Linked DNA regions of Homo sapiens: region 2 is linked to region 1. The links are chromatin contacts, found by Hi-C in ENCODE. All regions are on one chromosome and are shown on one strand. Each heading gives the region's core, a stretch centred on a gene start or an enhancer-like site at or near the end of the contact. The rest is flanking DNA. Distances are from core to core; before and after follow the strand shown.

Evidence for each region. A loop is a pair of places that touch in the nucleus more often than their neighbours do.
Region 2: a map of vagina shows a loop between it and region 1 (12-fold over the local background). The contact joins the promoter of KCNH6 here to the promoter of CA4 in region 1. A Hi-C loop is called at or near these places in 1 of 168 maps with a recorded cell type or tissue (vagina).

The regions. Positions count from the first base shown.
Region 1 is chr17:60,145,386-60,153,115 of GRCh38, forward strand. CA4 (carbonic anhydrase 4) reads left to right here and starts at 4,588. Exons shown (of 8, transcript NM_000717.5): 1 at 4,588-4,707. The coding sequence starts at 4,650.
Region 2 is chr17:63,520,660-63,528,389 of GRCh38, forward strand. It overlaps KCNH6 (potassium voltage-gated channel subfamily H member 6), which reads left to right and starts at 2,699. Exons shown (of 13, transcript NM_001278919.2): 1 at 2,699-2,830; 2 at 3,480-3,710. The coding sequence starts at 2,755.

The DNA of each region.
Region 1 (7,730 bases), core at 3,338-5,837:
AAATGTTCGGGGCCAGAAGTTTCTGCCAACTCCTGTACCAAAAAGGCTCCTGTCCTTCCCTAGTGACAGTCTCCAGCTCTCTCTGCCGGCCCCCTCCCTCCCCTCCCTCCCCTCCCCCAGATTCTCTGCACAGTCCAGAGAAATAGGGCAGGCATAGAGGGTGGGAAGAGGGCACGCAGCCTCCACAGGTGCTGGCAGGAAAGGAGTTTTTTCGTCTTTGCTGGAATACAGCAGAGATCCAGGCTGGGGAGAGGTGGAGCCCAGGCTATTGACTAACCCTTCTTTTGTGTGGATTTAATCTCACTCTCTGGGAACACAAAAGCTGGAATCTCTGCAAACCTTTCCCTGAATAATCTGCGAGTCAGCGGAGAATCTGCGGGTGAGGAAAGCCAGGGCAGATGGAGGCTGGGACTCCCAGCGGGAGGGAAGTATGTGGTGTTGGGAGGAGGTGAGATGGCACAGAAAGAGCACTGGGAAGTGGAGCAGGAGACCAAAGTTCTAATCCCACCTGTACTCCTCTCTCCTTGCTGTGAATTTGGGCAAACCACTGCCCTCTCTGAGCCGCAGCTTCCTCTTCTGTAACTCATAGAAGTAACAGAGGATCCCTACCTGCTTCTGGGGTCGAGTGACCCTCTCTGAGAATGTTCCCCAGTCTATAAAATTAAGATCTTGATATCTATCCCGCACCAAAGGAAAGATCAGTCCAACCTTCCAATCCTAACAGACAAGCCCTGTCTGGTCCCAAACCCCTCTCCAGCCTCACCTCCATGCCTTTTCTCATTCTGTTTCCTTCACCTGCATCTCCCTTCCCTTTTTAAGTTAAAGTCTACTTTTCTTTGAAGACTCAGTGCGGGTCTGATCTCTTGAGGGAGGCTTCCCCAGTCTCTTTCCTACAGGCTGGGTTAGGGGCTGCTCCTCTGGGCTCCTGTGCTGTTCTGGGCATAAGGCCACTGTGGCCTTAACAACTAAGAATTACAGCTGAGGTTTACTGAGCACTCAGTAAGTGTCCAGACAGGCCCTTCACCCAGCATTACCTTGTGGAATTTTAACCACGCTCTTGTGAAGGTATTGCTGGTTTTCTTTTTTTCTTTTTTTTTTTTTCTTTTTGAGATAGAGTCTTGCTCTATTGCCCAGGCTGGAGTGCAGTGACACAATCTCAGCTCACTACAACCTCTGCCTCCTGGGTTCAAGTGATTCTCCTGCCTCCACTTCCCATGTAGCTGGGATTACAGGCACCCGCCACCACACCTGGCTAATTTTTGTGTTTTTAGTGAGACGGGGGTTTCTCCATCTTGGCCAGGCTGGTCTCGAACTCCTGACCTCAAGTGATCTGCCCACCTCGGCCTCCCAAAGTGTTGAGATTACAGGCATGAGCCACTGTGCCCGGCAGCTGCTGTTTTTATTTCTGCTGTGTTTTTTGTTATTTTGGTTTTTTTTTAAAATCATGGTCGAAGGCTGGTGATTTTCCTGATCAGGACACTGAGCCTGACGGGGGTGAAAGCTGAGTGTCGGGTCTGGGATGTAGACCCCGGGCAGTGTGGCTCCTACTCCTATTCTGACCCTCTGCCTGATATTCTCTCTGCCCTCCTGCGACGCTGAGCATAAGGTATGATAGGTTTCTGTTTAGGGCAATGTATTTGACCTTCCCCTGAGCTGTGAACCCAGGGGTGCAGGGTCTCAGCTCCCTTTGTGCCTCCACTCCATGGCTCTCACAGTTCCAGCGGGAGCTGCATCTGAACCTCATGTTCCCAGGTTTACAGTCAGGGCTCTCCTCCTTGCCCTTGGGAGCCCAGGAAGAGCCTGGATGTGCCAGGGCCCCTCTCCAGTGCTAACTCAATGTTCCATCCCACCCAATGCTGCCTCCACACCTGCCTAGGGTCAGATTTAATCCAGCTAAGGGGACTCTGCTTAGAGGTCATGGCCACATGTGCCAATGTGCCAAGCCGTGGGCCCAGCCTCCTCAGACTTTAGCTCACTGAGGCCTCAGGGCAATCTTTGAGAGAGATTGGGGGATGATTTCCATTTCATAGATGAGGAAAACTGAGGCTCAGCTGCCATCACAGAGCAAGTGGATGGAGCCAGAAGTGACTCCAGGGTTATGTGTCTCAAAGCCCCTTAGCTTTCCCATGGCCTCCCTTCTGTTCCTGACAGGGCCATGCGTGCAAACATCCCCAGAGGACAAGAGTGTGATTAATCTTTGCATCCGCCATGGGCCAGTGGCTACACCCAGGCACTGAGAGGCCGGTTGTGAGAGTCTGGGCTGGGCAGGCCCTGGTTCACAGCAGACTCCAAATAACTGTTTATTGGTGGAGGTCAGCCGGGCAGGGATTACCATCTCCAGTTTATAGATGAGGAAGTTGCAATCAGCCGGGTGCAGGAAAGTTGCCCAAGGTCATCCGTGAGTCAGAAGAAGAGCAAAGACTTGAACTCAGAACACTGGGGGCCTCTGCAGAGTAAGAGGAAGGAGGCTGGGGCTGCTGGGCTGGGCTCTCCCACTCAGGTGGCCTGGGCTGGCAGCTTTATGGGCCCTGTAAGTCGCTGGGACATGTCAGCACTCATTCCAGCTCTAACGACCCTAAATCAGGCCTTGTCCCCTACAGGTAAGCAGGGCCCCAGGTAGTCTAAATAGTGACAGGTGACTGGTTTATGGCAGGCCAGGACTGGGGTCAGGGCTGGAGATAAGGCTGAGAATGTTAAGACCAGGAACAGGAAGAGAGGGCCACTCACCCTGTGTAACCTTGAAGTTAGAGATGGCAGATGGAGCAGGAACCAGTCCACCACCCCATCGCCAATGTGCAGGCTCTGTGGTGCCCATAATTAAGATGCACCCATAAGAGAGTGTATAGCTTTACCCCTCCCGCATTCCTCAGAGGGGATGCCCTACCAGGGACTCGTTCTCCTCACCCATCTTTATGGTCCCAAAATGCACCCAGGGCCCCCCTCTCTCCTGGGGGGCCTGAATGCAATGAACTTTAAAGTGGATCATTGATCAACAGTCCCTTAACCCCACCAAAGTTTCCCAAGCCTCTCCCCTGCTCATCAGGGGGCTGGCCAGAGGTCACAGGGACTCCCTGGGGGTGGTTTTTATTCCCAGGAACAGGCTTCCTCAGTCCTGAAAGGGACATTTTTATAGCCCTGTGAACACAAATGCACTCCCCAGAATAGGCTCTGGGTGTGGAATCCCTCCTGTGGCTGTCATGGTCGCAGGCTGGTGATTACATTATACAGTGGTGTTGACAATAGAGCCCTAAGCCTGGCATGGACACCCCCTCACCTCCCTCCTGCCTCTCTGTAGGATCAAAGCTGCTCTGTGAGGCTGTGTGATCCTGGGCCAGGAGCGGGGAGTCAGCCTCAACCCTAAGCAAGGAGGAAGCATCTTTGCCTGAATCCTTCTGGGGGAGGCAATCCCCCTTCAGAAGTCCCTAGCCCAGGTTCGAAGGTCGGTAGGGACTGAGAGGTTGGCAGCGGATGGGGAGTGGCTAAACCAGAAAAAGGGGGCTTCCTGTTGATGGATTGATGGAGGAGGTCCAGGTCCACTGCCTGGTTCCCCGTCCCTCTCCCGCACCCCAGCCTGAGCTTCCCAAACTCCCACAGAAGCCCCCACCCCATGTGGGACACAGAGGACCTGCAGTAGCAGGAGGGCACAGCTAAGAGAGGAGACAAGAGGCAGCTTGGGGGCATGGGGGGGACCCCATTTCCCCAAATGTTGGAGCCGCCCTTAAGGGAACTTCCCCTGGACTCCTCTGGAGGTCTTGCCAGATGGGAGAACCAGGGGTCCATTCAGACCCCAGTCTCTTCTCTTCCCATCTCATCTCTCCACCTGGGGGGCTCAAAGAACCTAGCTCCTCCCCTTTGACCCCATCAGCTTCTCCCTCACCGAATCCTCTTACAATCCATTTCTTAATTCTGCCCCATCAACCCTCCCTGGTCATCACATAAACACCAGCAAGGGCAGTAGTTTAGGGACAGCTTTGCTCTGTATTCGAAGAAAGGTCTTTGGTCTGCTTAGAAATTAAGTTTGGAGCAGCCTGGGAGGAAATAGAAGAGATGAGACCCAGAGAATCAATGGCCACTGCCAAAGAGAGATAGGAGAGCCTTTCTGCGGCCACTGATTCAACAAACGGCATCACACGCCCCTCAGCCTCTCATCTCTTCGAGGCCATCTCCACCCCCACCCCCACCCCCACCCCAAGGCCATTCCAAGGTCCCATTCAAGACCACTGCGCAGGGGTGGCGCCAGAATGATCAAAGTCATCATGGGGCACTCATCTTTGTGTGGGTCAAGCACTTTGTGGTGTCGTGTCCCTGTTCCCAAACCAGGGACCAGGAGTAGGATGGGGGAGGGGCAGGGCGCCGCTGCTGAGTGGAGAGGACGCGGAGTGGGTGAGGGGGCCTTGCGCACAGGGCAAGAGGTGGCCAGGCAGGGCGGGGGACCGGGGAGAGCGGAGGATTTCAGATGAGGGACAGGGGAAGGTGGAGAGGGGAGGGCAGGCCCCGCCAGGGGGAGGAGCCGCCTCCCGCGTCCAGCTGTCGGGGCTCCCTCCCGTCGCGGCTCCGCTATAAAACCCAGGCCGGCAGGATCGCTGCACCCGCGGCGGCCTCCTCGGTGCGCGACCCCCGGCTCAGAGGACTCTTTGCTGTCCCGCAAGATGCGGATGCTGCTGGCGCTCCTGGCCCTCTCCGCGGCGCGGCCATCGGCCAGTGCAGGTGAGCTCCCGGGCTCCGGCCCCAGGTGCCCCTCGGCGGTCCCCTCCGTGCCCCCAGCTCCCGCCCCTGCAGAGGATCCCCCCGCGGGCGACCGGTGAGCGTCGGTGGCGCTGGGGTCCCGGGTTGCGTGTGCGCCGGGGGCCGCGAGGGTGCGGGAGGACTGGGCAGCGCGCGAGCTTGTGTGTGCACACGCGTGTCAGCACCGGCTGGGGGAGCGTGTGCACGGGTGTGCGCGGTGAGGGTGTGTGCGCGTGGCCCGGCGAGACGAGTTGGGAGTCCCTGATAAGGATGCGTCTCAGGCCGGGCGCGGGTGCTCCAGCCTGAAATGCCAGCACGTTGGGAGGCAGAGGCGGGTGGATCACCTGAGCCCAGGAGTTCGAGACCAGCATGGCCAACATGGTGAAATCCCATCTCTACCAAAAATACAAACATTAGCCGGACGTGGTGGCACACGCCTGTAATCCCAGCTACTCGGGAGGCTGAGGCCCGAGAATCGCTTGAACCCAGGAGGTGGAGGTTGCAGTGAGATCACGCCACTGCACTCCAGCCTGGTGCTCCGTTTAAAAAAAAAAAAAAAAAAAAAAAAAAAAAAAAAAAAGGATGCTTCTCGGACCCGCCTCAACGCACGCCTTCTTTTCTCACCCAGCCTCCTCCGTCTGCCCGTGGGTTTCCGTCCGTCCCGCTGGGACTCAGCGCTGGGTGACTGCCCCGCGGCCAGAGCAAGGGCGGTCTGGCAGGGTCCTGGAAGCCGCGCTTCCCACACGGGTTCCTTGCCCCTGAGGGTCGCAAGCTCCCCTGGCCTCCCTAACCTCCAGCGCTGAATTGGGAGCCTGGCGGGGGCGGGGGGTGGGGGACCCGGAGCCCCAAGGCCTCTGCGGAGCCGGTCTTTCCGGACAGGGTGATTTTCGTTTAAAGATTAATGGTGAAGCCGAGCTCTTAATTATTCCTCTAGGTGGGAGGTGGCAGGAAAGGCATGTTAATATTTGATAAGAAGCTAAAGGCGCTTCAAGCGGCTGGGCACAGGGATCCGATCCTGGAGGCACCTTCTTTGCAACCCCAGACCCCATCACCGGAAGACCCCCTCTGCCAGTTCTCAGCCCAACCACCCCTCGGATGGTTCTTGGGGTCCACGCAGGCTGAAACCTCCTCTCCCAAGTTAGGTGCTCCATCCTCAAAGCGGCGGAGTGAGGGGTGAAGGTGTCCTCTGCACAGAGAGGAGCCAGCGTGTGCCCTTTGCAGCAGGGACTGGCTGAGCTGTCTTAGAGGGTCGAGGGGCACCTTGCAGCCTCTCCACCGGGCCCCTGGGAGAAGAAAGAGAAAAAGCAGAATGTGGAAACTTTTATTTGTAGGGTTGGACATTGGAAACCTACTAAGCAGCTAGAAAGTAGAAAGAGAAATGCTTTGCAGTTCTGGTGCTTTGTAGCTGTGTGGTCTTGGGTAAGTCACTTCCTGTCCCATTTGCAAAACAGGTGTTGTCATTCTGACTTCAGGGGTTTTAAGCGTTTGAATAAGATAATGGGTTTAAGTGATTAGTGCGGTGCCTGTGTGGCACGTGGCTGGTGTGTCATATACCAAGTTTATGGGGCTCTCCCCCAAGCCTGGGGCCAGTGTCAGGAATGTGTCTCAGCTCACCCCTCACACAAGCTGCTATCCCCTTTAGTGCCAAGGCTTTCTGACTGGGACCTGCCTTCCATTCATCTTATGGAGGACTCAAGCTGAGAAGGGACCAGGTTGCATATGGCGACCCCCAGAGCATCTCTGTCCATTGAGACAAGAGGCCGGGTGAGGATATTTGGTCCCCTTCAGAGCCCCAGACCCCTGGCCGGGAGCGACTGAGACTTTGCCCAGGAAACACTTGGGTTGTGCTGAGCTGTTTTTCAGGATTATCCCCTGTCCCTCAGAGGGGGAGGTGGGGTGAGCAAGGTCCATTAGAGAGGCTTCTTCAGCCATCTTGAAATAAGGGGGAGGGGTGGCAGGTCAGTCAGTGTGGGGGGCAGTAGCTGGGTGACAGGCGACTGACTTTCGGTCTCTAACCTCTGGTCAGGGTGGATGGACTAGGTAGGATGTGGCGCTGGACACCGAGACCTCTGGGTAGGTAGCCCCTCTCCTTCCCAAGCCCTCTTGGGAGTGGCCTGAGTCAGTGGGCTGGTACTTACCTGCAAGGGTGGCCCTCTCATTCAACGAAGACAGGAACCTGAGTGGTGGGTGCTCCTGCCACCAGCACCCCACCCTCATCCACCGACATGGACCTGACCCCTGGCCTTGACCTCACCACCATTATGTTTTCCTGGCTGCTGCTTCCTGAAGAAGGTAGTTACAAGTGCGTTCAGCCAAGCAGGTCAAAAGTCTCCATGATTAAGACAGTGGATCACAGGTCACCACTACAAACCTAGGAGCTGCGGCCAGAGCCAGGGAAGACCAAATTCCTAAGAAAAGCTAAGCCTGGACCAGATGGGCCCCAGGGAGGCTGTGAGGCGAGTTACAGGGGGCTCCACCCTTTGCAGCTGGCTCTTGGGGATGCTGGCTGAAGGGAGGCTTCTCCTGGAATGGCTGCCCCCGGGCCCTCCAGTCAGAGAAGAGGCCAGCCCAATCTTCAAAACCCCTTCCTCCTTCAAGACCTCTGCGGGTGGGGACATGGGATGATTATGGCAAGGAACTGTCATGGTGCAAATGCCCTCTGATTTATTATCTCCTTAGTCACCAGCACTGGGAATTTGGTGGCTGCACCTGTCAGAGGCGTTTGAACCAGAGTGACTCCATTTTGGGTGAGAGCTAGGAAAATGAGGCCGAGATTTGCTGGGCTGCATTATCAGAAAGTCAGGCATTTCTAGCCTCTAGATGTTTGCAGTTAAGGGAACAAATTAATAATATTTACTACACAGACCCAGACTTGGGAAGGTCCAGATACTCCGATATCTGGAGAGCAAAGGCATTCCTAATTTTGCTTTAAAAATAATAATGTTGGCTGGGCACGGTGGCTCACACCTGTAATCCCAGCACTTTGGGAGGCCGAGGCGGGTGGA
Region 2 (7,730 bases), core at 1,449-3,948, 3.4 Mb after region 1:
CAACCACTCTGCTCTGGAGATGGCCTTGTTCAACACACACACACCTGCTGCCTGGCCCGTTGCCCTGGGGAGCGAGCATAGGACAAACAGCACCTTTTCAGGCTCAGTGGGGGATGGGGAGGACAGGAAGGAGGGAACTGTAGGAGAATACTTGGGAAATTAGTGCTCTAGAAACAAGCCTGGGGAAAGAACGGGAAGGCCTCTGCCTCTGCCTTTCCTAGTTCATTATCCTCAGCCTGGGTCTGCCTGCCATGAGGATCCTACATTCAATATTGGGGATTCAGAGCGTCTGGATGGAGGTTGCATGGGCTCCTGGGGAGGCTGGGAGTCAGTGTCTGTCAGAGAATAGGGAAAACTTGAGGGGAAAGGGCATTATAGCCAGTAACTACAGAGAAGGGGTACCCCGGCTGCAACTGAGCTGGTGGGAGGGTGGCCAAAAGAGGAGACCAGGTCTCTCTGAATTAAGAATCTGAGCCCCAAACTCAGGTGTTCAGGGGACAGAGATACTAGGCTGAGATCTCCATGGACCCTGCCCCTGTCCAGGTTTCAAAAGGTCTTTCTGAGATCTGGCTGAGCCCAAGCACTTGCTCCAGCCCCAGGCTCCACAGCACCCTTGTTTGATGACTCTGTCCCTGCTCTTACTTTTCTGTGCCATAATGTCCTTATTTGTCCCTATTACTAGCTATCAGCTCTATAAGAGCTGGATGCACATCAGGAGTGTGCCCCTCTGTAACAACTCTAGTCAGCACAGGCCATGGTGCACAAAAGGGACTTGGAAAATGATGGAATGAGTAAGTGAATGAATGAATGAATGAATGTCCCACTGCCCAAGTCCCTCCTCAGAGCTCAGCACCCCATGTACTGAGCTCATGAGAAATAGCCCCTTCTTTTCCTCCACAGCCAGCCTGTCCAACAGAGGGGCAGCCAGGACATCTCTGCCCTCTTCTCATCCCCCAGCCACAGTGGCCAAAGAGGCCCCCACTAGGCACTGTGGCTCTGCATGACAAACACACATCCAGCCCAGGACTCTAAGCCTCTCACCTGGACTCCAGTAAAAACCTTGCTGAGCCTCCTTGTCTATCCTTCCTCCCCCACCCACCATTGTAAAGTTTATGTCACCAGAATATTTCTTTCATGTCTAATTGCTTAAGAACTTGGTTGTTCATCAATTAAATCTAGATGTTCAAAATGGCATCTGAGGGTCTTTATTAATTACCTCCTTCCTCCAAACTCACCTCTCCCACACCCCCTTGTTCCCCCCACCCCAGCCCCTCTGCACTGACATCACCTTTGGCCTTTGCCTAAGGTGCATGCCCCATTTGAATGCTTGCCCTCCAAGATCAGGCTCAAAATTGCTCACCAAACCCTCTGCAGCACTACAAGCCCACCCAGATGCTCAGTGAACAGTAGTCCCCTTCTCCCCTTCCTCTCCAGGAAGCCTCTTTCAATAAACCTATTCCCACCCCCATTTGCTTTTTCTAGTGTGTTCATTTTCAGTCAGTACTCAGTACTCAGACACTTTTATCAGTGGTCACTTGCTAATAGGTGGTTTTAAATCTGTTCTCCTTCCAAGATGTACCTGTATGCTAAGAGCTCTCAGGCCTCTGAAGAAGGCATCTTATTGCATACTTCTTTCTTTCTTTCTTTTTATTTTCAGATGGAGTCTCGCGTCTCGCTCTGTCTACCAGGCTGGAGTACAGTGGCGCAATCTCGGCTCACTGCAACCTCCGCCTCCCGGGTACAAGCGATTCTCCCACTTCAGCCTCCCAAGTAGCTGGGATTATAGGTTTGCGCCACCACTCAGCTAATTTTTGTTTTTTCAGTAGAGACAGGGCTTCGCCATGTTGGCCAGGCTGGTCTCAAACTCCTGACCTCAGGTAATCTGCCCACCTCTGCCTCCCAAAGTGCTGGGATTACAGGCGTGAGCCACCGCGCCTGGCCCTTATTGCATATTTCTTGCACGTCTTCATGTGTACTCCTACCCCCTCCTCTCAGGACCAGGCCCTGGCTGGACTTGGCGGCAGGAGCTCTGCATGGGACCTAGGTCTCAGCTGAGCTGGAGATCACTTGCTATAAGAGCAGGCCAGAGGCCTAATGGTATCATTGCCAGGGTCGGGCCCAGTGGTCAGACCCGGAAGAAAGCTTTCAGCCAAAGACCACCTGAGGCCCCTAACAACCCCATCTGTAGCCCCCCTCCTGCCTGGGAAACTCCCTGCACTGGGAGGGGAGACTGCCCTTTGGTACTGGGAGGGAATCGGAGAGGTGCTGAGGCCATTGGCCCTTAGGACAGGAACAGAAGCAGCTCCTCAGAGAACACCTGCCCTATTCCAGGGCCAGGACCCCAGCCCCGCCCCGCCCCGCCCCGCCCCGCCCCGTAGGATGCAAGGCCCCGCCCCAGCCCCGTCGGGTCCCAGAGAAACTGCCCCGCCCAGCGGCCCCCTCCCCGCCGCCGGCGCGCGGCTTCTTTCAGCACCAAGGCGTGGACAGCTCCCGGGCCGGCGCAGAGGAGAGGAGGCCAGGAGGGCGCGGGCCAGGGAGGCGAGGGGAGGGCAGGGGAGCGCAGGAAAGGAAAGGAGAGGTGGGGCAGGGGTGGGGAGGGGAGGGCAGACGCAGGCTGGCGGGCGGGGCGCGGAGCCCGGCGGCCCTCCCCGGGGGCGGCGCCCACCGGAGCCGGACGCTGCTGAGCCCGAGGACAGACGGAGACGCCGGGAGCCAGTGGCGCCTGTGGCTCCGGGCAGGGGCCGCGGCCGAAAGATGCCGGTCCGCAGGGGCCACGTCGCTCCCCAAAACACTTACCTGGACACCATCATCCGCAAGTTCGAGGGCCAAAGTGAGTGTGTGTATGTTGGGGCGGGGGGACGATCTGGAGTCCTGGTTCCGTGAAAGGGGGGGCTGGACCCCTTTACTAACTTCTAACCGGGCAAGGTGGTGAGTGCCGGGTGCTGAATGAAAAATCCTTCTTTTGATGTCCCCAACACCTTCTCCTCCAGGGGGACCCGCTTGCCTTAAATGCTGTCCTCTTTTCTGGAACACAAGGAGCAGCGTGCAGGCCTTCCCTCCCTACTGCCAGCTGTTTCCTTGGTGCCCCAAGTTCGAACCTCCCCTTCCAGCCACTGCCTGCCCCCTCATCCGCGTCCTCCAGAGGCTTCTCTGAGTCCTTCTTTTCCTTCCTTTTCATATCCTGGTTCTGGTCTTCCCAGGAGCTTTCCCAGGCCTGACCCCCATCTGGTCACATCCCTGCCTCCCTTCCCCACACTTTTCCTGTTTCCAGGAGGCCTTGGGCCTTCCTTCCACCTCAAGACCCTCACTGCCCTAGTCTTCCCACAATCCCCAGGCCTGACTCCCTCCCTCATTCCGGTCACTGCCCTGCTCCTCTGCCTAAATTCCCCTTACTGCCACCAAGAGTCCTTATGATCTTTCCCTCCCAGCCGCTGGATCCTGGCTCCCATGGACTTTTTGCCTCCCACCTCCCACCCCAGGTCGGAAGTTCCTGATTGCCAATGCTCAGATGGAGAACTGCGCCATCATTTACTGCAACGACGGCTTCTGCGAACTCTTCGGCTACTCCCGAGTGGAGGTGATGCAGCAACCCTGCACCTGCGACTTCCTCACAGGCCCCAACACACCAAGCAGCGCCGTGTCCCGCCTAGCGCAGGCCCTGCTGGGGGCTGAGGAGTGCAAGGTGGACATCCTCTACTACCGCAAGGATGGTGAGGCATACTCAGGCCAGAGGCTTTGCAGGGCAGGCTTGGCCCTCTGTCTTGTCCAGCCAGGGTGGCCTTGGGGAAGGCACTGACCCAGGGTCCAAAGGGCCTGAACAAACCCTGTTTCTTCTAGGGGCCTTGGTTCCTCCACAGGCATTGGATATGATGCCTTCTGAGGTCCTTTGCAGGAGCTAGGGATCAGGCTGGGCCACCCACTGGTTCTGGCCTGGGGCAGGGCCTCCTGCTCTGCCATCCCTCTGCTGTGTCCCTGGTCTCCTGGCTCTCCACTATCTTACTGTCAGCCCCAGCGGTCAGGCAGCTGGGATGGAAATTAACCTTCCCTCCTCTCCGTCTGCTCCAAGGATTAGAGGAGGAGTCACCTCCTGAAGACCTCTGTGGCCAGGCAAGGCATGGGGGCTTTTGGCTGGCAAAGTGGGGTGGGCCTGCCTTATCCAGTCTCAGCTCTTTGGGGAGACAGGGTCTGGAGTTTTCCCTGACCAAGAAGCTCATTCAGATGGAGTTTGGGTTGTTACTGCCAGCTGGAGCATACTGCAAGCAGAACAGAAGCGTAAGTCAGGAGCTGAAGACAGATCTCAGCAGCCCTTGGAAATCCTCCCCCACCCCCCAGGACCACAGGGTCCTCACTGGACCTGGCAGCATGGGTGGGAACGAGGAAAAGAGCCTGAATGTCCTGGGAAATCTCTTGAATCAATGGCCCCCAACCTGGTTCTGCATCAGAATTACCCAGAGCATGTTTTCCAAAACATGCTTTCTCTACAGAGAGGCTGACTCAGAAGGTGTGAGATGAGGCCAAGCGGGTGTATTTGGAAATATCTCCCTGGTGGTTCTGATGTCCTGCTTACTTTAGGAACCACTGGCTTAGGTAAATCCCTTCATTTCATAGATGTGGAAGGGATTTGCCCAAGATCCCACTGCTAGAGTCCAACCTGGGACTGGAACCCAAGTCTCTGGATTCCTCCCTCGGAGATTTCTTTTGAGTAATCCCAAGAGGAGAGAAAGGACCCCAGCTGCCTTTGTGTTTACAGGCAGGATTTCTGGGGAAGGAGGTGCTCAGGGGAGAGAAGTCCCCAGGGAAGGCAGGCATGAGGCCACCTGAGTGGAGATAAAGAATGGATGTCTCTGGATCGGGACCGAGGAGTGCTGAGAGACCAGGTTTCAGGGGCCTGGAGTGTGTGAAACATGAGCATGTGTGTGCTTGCATGTGTGTGCCTCTGTGTGTGAGTGTGTGCTTGCAAGTTCACGCCTGTGTGTGTGTGTTTGCAGGCTTCTCAGAGTTACAGCTTCTCGGGTAGGTCCTGGTTGTTCCTGCTGCTGCCACTTGAGTGAGTGGCAGTGGGAAGTGCAACAGGCAGCGGCAGCCAGGAAGGGACTGGGAAGAATCTGGCTTAGTGTGGCAGTACTCACAGGGTTAATGAACTCAGAATATTTTTAAAAGCTGTGACCTCACCTCCTCACATCATTGCAGAGGAGAGGTGGCAGTCAGGGGAGTGAGAAGGGTCCTGGGGAACAGGATGGGACAGCAGGAAATGGGGGTTACAGCAGGTCCTTTCTTTTCCTCTCCTTGACACTAGAGCTATACCTGATCCCAGATTCCTAGGGATGTCAGGTGATGGCTCTTGAGGTCCCCTCAGCACCCTGAAGGTGTCTGGGCAGAGGGCAGAAGTCAAAGCCTGGCCTTGGCCCCCTGAGATCAGGACTCAGATCAGAATCCTGTGGGAGTCCTCAGGTCTCAGAAGGGAACCTAGGAACCTTGTCTTGGGGGCTGACCCTCGGTGAAAATGGGAAATTGCCCACATACCTGGTGCCCCATAAGTCCCAATCTACTCCCATCCCACCCTCGGCCCTTCCCTATCTTATTGCCCAAGGCTTTGATTTACCTGGACCTTCCTGAAATTGTCCTGAAACCCAGAAAGGGGAGCTTCCTGGCCTGCATTACACTAAGGGAAGGATATTGTGCTCAGATAACTGATGTTCACCTTAAGGTCCACTCTGACCTCATATAATCCTTTTTTTTTTTTTTTTTTTGAGACAGGGTCTTGCTCTGTCACGCAGGCTGGCAAGAACATAGCTCACTGCAGCCTCCCATCCCAGCCTCCTGAGTAGCTGAGACTACAGGCGCGCACCCTCACACCCGACTAATTTTTTAATTTTTTGTAGGGATGGGGGTCTCACTATGTTGCCCAGGCTGGCACATGATCCATTTTTGACCATATTCATGTACACTTACAGTCCTGCTGAGGGGCATCCTAATGGTGATTTCTTTCCTCCTCGGGTCAGTACCTCCCTTCCCCCCAACCCCCAACTCCAGGGAGGTGGGAAGGGGTCCTGAGCAGATCTCTAGCTGATTTATGTATAATCCTCTTTTCCTCTAAAGGGGTAATCCACTGAAAATTCTCGAAGTCAAAGTGGAGGGTTTGTGTTCACATAGCTCCACGTTGTGCAGCTACAGACATTTGGGCTCAAAGAGGCCAGGGCACTTGGCAAAAATACCCCGGGAGACATCTCAGAGACCCCTGGGAAACTGGCTCTTCCTCTATTTGCCTTTGCTAGGAGTGGTGAGAACCTAACAGATAAGGAGGAATGGGGATGTGGCAGGACTAGAACTGGTGAGAGTTTGGCAGGAAGAAAGGAGAGCACTCAGATCCCCCCACTGTCACCCACGCCTGCCCCGCACTGGCACCTGCCCGGGAGCCCACCCCAGCCTGCCTTTCCTGGGTCCTCTTCTCTGAGGATCCCGAACCAGAGAGTCCCCTAATCCCCAAGCCAGATCAGAGGAGTCCTGGGACTTCTCCAGTCCTCAGCTCTTGATGAGGAGGATGGGACAAGGGGCTGCTGTCTGCCCCCACCCTCCTCCCATGTTTACCATATGCACATCTGTGAATGCCAGGAGGACCAAGCTAGGAGGCAGCATGCAGCGGCCACCCTCTCAGTGGCAGCTTTTTGGCTTTTTGTAGCACCAGCCTCTCCCTGGGGACTCACCACAGTGCTGGATGGGGTGTGCATCGGGAGACAGAGGTGAAGACAACAAGGAGGTTGTGAGTGCTGGGAAACTGAACGAAGGAGCACATTCAAGAGGGAGAGAAGAGGAGAGAGAATTGGGGTCTCCCAGGGGAGAGAAGTGGGGTGCCTTTGCTAAGAAAAGTAAGAACCTAGCATATAAGAAGGAATGGGAATTCCCAGGGGGCAGACAAACCTGCTGCCCTTGGTCAGAAAGGTGGGTGCTGGGAGGAGCTCCTGCAAGGAAGAAGCAGGCAGAGACTGTGGCTCCTCCTCCAGGGCCCTGGTGAGGGCACAGGAACACCATCCCTCCTGGGCATAACCTGAGATGGTACAGTTACCCACTTTTGGTCACCTAGATGTGGGCTTTTGTTGTGTGGGGGCTCTGAGCCACGGGTAAGCAAGGACAACCTGGGGCAGGGGGAGAGAGAATGCTCTGGACTCTTCCAAATCCTCCTAGCCTCCTGTCTGCCTACCCAACAGGCCACAGGCATGGGGGCAGGGCATGGGGTACCACGCACTGGCACCCCACCCCAGCCCCAGACCTCACTGCTATAACGGGCTGGTCTTTGGTCCATTCCCAGCCGCAGTTTTCCAATTGCATCAATTTTCCAGTAACATCAATTGCTGGGTGCAGCCACGCCAAGACTGTGTATTGACAGCCCCCAGCAGCTTAGAGAGCCCTGGAGGCCTTCTGCCCCTCTGCCCAGCTCTGCCCTCTCCCTGCCCCCTGCCAGGACAGATCTCTGCAGTGCCAGAGAGATTGACAATATAATCTGGCCTTAGGAGCAGTGTCCGAGGCCACTGGCCAAGGAGGCTCCCTGTCTAGGTCCCAGCGTCCACGTGTCACCATGCCCCAGGCTGACTGGAGTTATGGGCTTGGGCCTGGGAGTCTGGGCCTATAGCACTATGTGCCCAGGAGTGGGTGAAGCAGGCAGGCGCCTCTCCCCAGTGTGGGTGTCTCCCCTGGGCCCAGGCAGCAGATGGTAGATGGCTGCCTGGTGCCTG